2 separate regions of the Homo sapiens genome follow, and region 2 is linked to region 1. A link is an interaction called in ENCODE POLR2A ChIA-PET data of the cell type or tissue named here. Cell type or tissue: Caco-2. All regions are shown on one strand.

Region 1 (2,500 bases):
CACACCCAGCTAATTTTCATATTTTTGGTAGAGATGGGGTTTTGTCACGTTAGCTAGGCTGGTCTCTAACTCCTGAGCTCAAGCGATCCACCTGCCTTGGCCTCGCAAAGTTCTGGAATTACAGGCATAAGCCACCGCACCGAGCCCCAATATCACCTTTTCAAGGCTCCACTGACCACCCTTTGCAGCTGACTGTTTATCCTAAGTGGCTGGTATTCCCCATCCCACATGCTCTTCTACCCAGTGACTGCTTTGAGCAATAGACAATTGTGGAAGAGATGCTGTGTCAGTTTCAAGCATGGTGTTGAACTGGCCTGGAAATCAGCCACCATGCAGAAAGAACAACTATCCCGAGACCACCGAGCTGTGAGAAGCTCAGGCCACATAGGGAGAAAGAGTGCAGGGAGCATCAGGCATCAGACCCAAGAGTGAAGAAGCTACCTCAGAGCGGTGGAGAGATGGATGCATGTGTGTTAAAGTAAATGTGGCAGAATGAAAGTTAAGCATAGAATCTGTTAGGTTAAGGAATGGCAAAAACCGCAATTACTTTTGTTCCAACCTAATAGATGATGGGTATAGCATTTTTTGAACAATTCTTTTGGCTTTTTTGTATGTTTTAATTTTTCGTTTTAAAATTTTGGGCCAGGCACAGTGGCTCACGCCTGTAATCCCAGCACTTTGGAAAGCCAAGGCAGGCAGATCACAAGGTCAGGAGTTCAAGACCAGCCTGGCCAACATGGTGAAACCCCGTCTCTACTAAAATACAAAAATTAGCTGGGTATGGTGGCATGTGCCTGTAATCCCAGCTACTCAGGAGGCTGAAACAGGAGAACTGTTTGAACTAGGGAGTCGGAGTTTGCAGTAAACCAATATTGCGCCACTGCACTCCAGCCTGGGTGACAGAGCAAGACTCCATCTCAAATAAAAATAAAAAAATAAAAAAAAACATTTTTTGAACAAAGAAACTATCTTGGAAGTGGATTCTCTAGACCCAGGCACCTCAGCAGACACCACATGGGGCAGAGATGGGCCCAGGAGATGGAGCCCTCCGAGAGAGAATATCAAGTTCATAGAATGGGAACCCAGCTAGTATTTGTCACTTGGGCTGCCCAGCATCTGAGACCCCATTTGTGGGAATCCCAAGAAGCAGGGAGATAATGGCAGACGAATGGGAGGGACACGCTCCCCTCAATTCCTGCTGGAGCATGGACACTGGACCTAACCATGACCAGCCAGAAGCCTGACTCCAGACTCCGAATCTGGAGGTAGAAAGGCCAGCTGGAAGGGTTGGTCAGAGACAGTGGTAAGTCCAGAGTCCAGGGCCTTGTTCAGAGCAGGTGGCTGTCAGTCCAAGATCTGATCATGCCTGACTTGGGTGGTTCCTGCCTGAGCCAGGTATCACAGTGTTCCCAGCAACTCCTTCTCACCTTACGCTCAGCTCCAGCATGAAGCCAAGAATGCTGAGTGCGGTGGATCCCACTGAGTCCAGAATGCAGGACCACAAGGAGAGGCCTCTCTTCTCCGGGCAGTGGGGACATTCTCCATGTGCCAGAAAGGTCAGCGATAAGTTCATCTTAGAGGCAACAGGGCCCAGGCAGCAGTGGAGACTCGCCACATTCTGGATTCTTTATTTGGGCCTCCAGGAGGCTCATAGCAGATAAGCAACTTCAGTTGTTCAAGGCCTGCTCTCCTCCTGCTTTCTACAAGGTGTGGACTCAGGGCTGGATTCCACACTCAGATATCTGTAAATCTACAGGGCTCAGGTCTGCTGCAAAGGAGGATAGGCTCACGTTGCCACCCTGGCCTCACTAGGGAGGGCATCAAACAGAATTTCCATCAGAAGAGGGATCACTTGCCAGAACTACACAGGGTCTACCCTTCCCAGGAAAATCAAACACCTTGATCTGTTCTTGAGACCCAAGATTTCCCATGGTTGTGAAACCTGAAAAGCTTCATTCAGCAGACACTTATTGAGCACTAACTGTATGTCAGAAAAATCCTAGGGACAATATCTTGGACTCCAGTTGGGGGAGATGGGCATAGAAACAAACTAAGATAATAGGATATTGTGAGAAGTGTGTGCGGTGCCAGGAAAACCCAGAACATCAGATTCTGTCTTGGTGATCAGGGAAGGCTTCCCAGAATAGGTGGCTTTCAGTCTCCAGCAGAAGGGTACAGCAGCAGCAAAGGCCAACGCCGGGACTTACACTCCCAGTGCACCCCAAAAAGAGACTCCAGAACTTCATCTCTCTAAAGCATTTCAGTCCCAGAGGCAGCACAAAGCTCACCCACATCCAGCATCTGGATGGCTTTAATTACCTCCACATTTACTAAGTGCCCCATTACACTTAGCTCTAACTGACAGCACAGTTGACACCCTGGGTTAAATTCACACTAAATATCCAATCATACACAGCACAAGCAGAATCACTTGTCCCGGGAAGGCACTTTTCCAGTTGAATAACGATGGTGCCTTTTAATTGTATGATGTTTTTCCTCT
Region 2 (2,500 bases), 1.5 Mb before region 1:
GAGAGAAGTTCTGGGTAGAAATATTTAGTTGCATCCCAAGGAAGAATGCTGTAACAATGACAGCTGCTGCAGAATGGACTGTCTTATGAGGTAGTGTCTTGGGAGGGTTCAAGCAGAGTGTAACCAAAGCCAAGTATGCTTGAGAGGAGACTGCGCCATTGAGTATGCATTCTGAGTCTCTCCTTACTCTCGGAATTTATGAAGTATGTAAATCACCAACATAATTCAGAGGACTTAAATATACTTCTCTAGAACCTACTCATATATACTGCAAATGTAAACTAGCATTAAAATAAGGCAATACCCCTCAATACCCCACACACATTCACACACCAAAAGTCATGTGGCAAATATGGCATGCAAGATGGGTGACAATGTACTCTAAATTCTGTTCAGTATAGATGATTCTACAGTATTTGAGGGGGATTTTCCAGGCTTGAGGATAAACCCTGGAAAGGAAAGTGAATGTTTCTTCATGTGAGACTTGTGCACAGGATGAGGGGGCTGGTTTATAGAGGTAATCTGAGGAGGAGGAAGATGGGTTGGGTGACACGAATCTAAAGAACCTTGCTCTCAGGGAAGGAAGCAAAAGCTGTCCCTGCCAATACTGAATCAGACAAAGAGGGGAGGGACACCTGCTATCTGCACAACCCTCACTGCAGACATTACTGTATTTGATGGGTGAGGATGCTATGGCTCAGAGAGGTGAAGTAACTTGCCCAAGATCACATCACACTAGTAGGCAGTGGACATGTGGGAAGAGGCAGAACTGCTCAGTTCCAAAGTCTTTGTTCTGCCTTAAGCTGGAGTTCTATAAATCATGAGGCTAAGGATAAGACAATTGGGGCTTTAGGAACATGAAAACAATCTAGCCTGAGGTCAGAGTAGGTAATACAAGAGATGAATGAAAGATTTTACATGCAGCAGCAAGACCAGCTGAGGCAATGACAGGCTCCTCTGTCCCAGCAGGGACAGCAGAGAGGGAGTAAAGGAACATTCCCCTTGCCATCTGCAGTTTGTGATCTGGAAGACTCTCAGCTTCCCTCACAAGAAAGGAGCCCTACCATGGGAGTGTCTGTGCCTATTCTGGCTTGGCACCAAACCCAGCTCTTCAGGAATGACCCCAAAGGGGTTCCAGGGGAGGAATGGAAATTAATCATCAAAGTTCTTTTTCATTTGGTGGTTTGTCATCTGGGGGAACCAGGAACCAGGAGGCAGTGTGACATAACAGAAGGTGGTCAGGCTCTGGAGTCACACTGATCCAGCTCGGAATGGCAACCAAAGGTATATTAAAGGTCACAGTACTAGAGCTGGAAACAGTACACTCTGAGCTGCTTCTCCATCTATGTAAAAGTGGGACGTGAACTTAGGGCAGCGTCGGGTGAGAAACGAACAACGCTTCCCTCTTCCCTTTTAAACACACACTCAATTTGGTCCCTTAAATAATTCTGTTGTATTACTGGGTTGAAGACAAAGATGTCATCTGTGTATTTAAAATAACTACAGACAAAACCTGTAACCTGTGATTCCCCAAGTAACAGGTGAAAGCAAGCACTGGGCTCCACTGGAGTCCTTCCTCTCTACATCCCACATTTTTACCCTATTCTTCATCTTCATCCTAACCTCCACTCCAGCCTCCCTCAATCCAAGTGATGACCTTTCCTGTGGATTCACATGCCCTTCTCTACCCAGCCTGGAATCCAATCACTTTTGCCGTCATCCCTCCACCAACTCTATCTGCTTCTGTTACACCCAACCAGTAAGCCTGCAGTCTAAAGGATGCCTCCCAGTACTCTTTCCACTTGGGCTCCGGAGCAGATTATATTTTTAAAAGAAGGTCACAACAGTGACTTCTATCCCACACACTTTTCTGTAATGTGACCTTGACACTCCCCAAACAGAGGTGGAGGGTCTTTGTTTCCTCCCCTTGAGTCTCAGTGGGGGACTGTGAGGACTACAACCAACAAAGTATGGTGCAAATGATGTCATGTGACTTCTAAGGTAAGGTCCTGAAAGGTCATGCAGCTTATGCTTTCATCTTTTGAAACATTCACTCTCTAGCTGCTCTCTTGGGAAGCTCCCTCTTGGAAACCAGTGGCCACACTGGGAGGAGCCCAAGGCACACCAAGAGGCCATATGTGGGTGCCTGGGTCAAGAGTCCCCCATGAACCCAGACCTTGAGTCCTCCCAGCCCAGATACCAGACAGGTAAGTAAAAAACCCTCCAGCTGATTCCAGTCCCCAACTATTTAATTCTTCCCAGCAGTGGCTCCAGGCAACTTGAAGCAGAGATCCCTGTAGCCTCTCTCAATTCCTCACCCACCAAACCCATGAGCACAATAAAATGGTTGCTGTTTTATGCTGCTAAGTTTGGAATGGTTTTTGTAGCAATAGAAAAGTTAAATATGCTCCAGGGGGGCAGGAGTGCAGAAAGTCCCAGGTGCTATTTAGGCAATCCTGTGGTTACTTCTCAGCTTCCTTCTGCCTGCCCTTTCCCAACA

The links. ChIA-PET counts read pairs that join two places held together with the same protein. Peaks named below come from ENCODE experiments on the same cell type or tissue, not always from the same donor. Only the 100,000 strongest peaks of a DNase experiment are listed, where the experiment ranks them.
Region 2: POLR2A ChIA-PET joins it to region 1 with 7 read pairs; 2 of 35 experiments call an interaction of 5 or more read pairs at or near these places.

The regions. Positions count from the first base shown.
Region 1 is chr20:37,282,858-37,285,357 of GRCh38, reverse strand. No RefSeq gene overlaps it. Among named protein-coding and RNA genes, the nearest start is that of MANBAL, 5.5 kb to the left of the region's middle. In Caco-2, no CTCF peak of the experiment used is centred here; a DNase peak (open chromatin) is centred at 1,330.
Region 2 is chr20:38,761,888-38,764,387 of GRCh38, reverse strand. The region is part of intron 5 of ACTR5 (actin related protein 5); the gene reads right to left. Among named protein-coding and RNA genes, the nearest start is that of ACTR5, 15 kb to the right of the region's middle. In Caco-2, no CTCF peak of the experiment used is centred here; no DNase peak of the experiment used is centred here.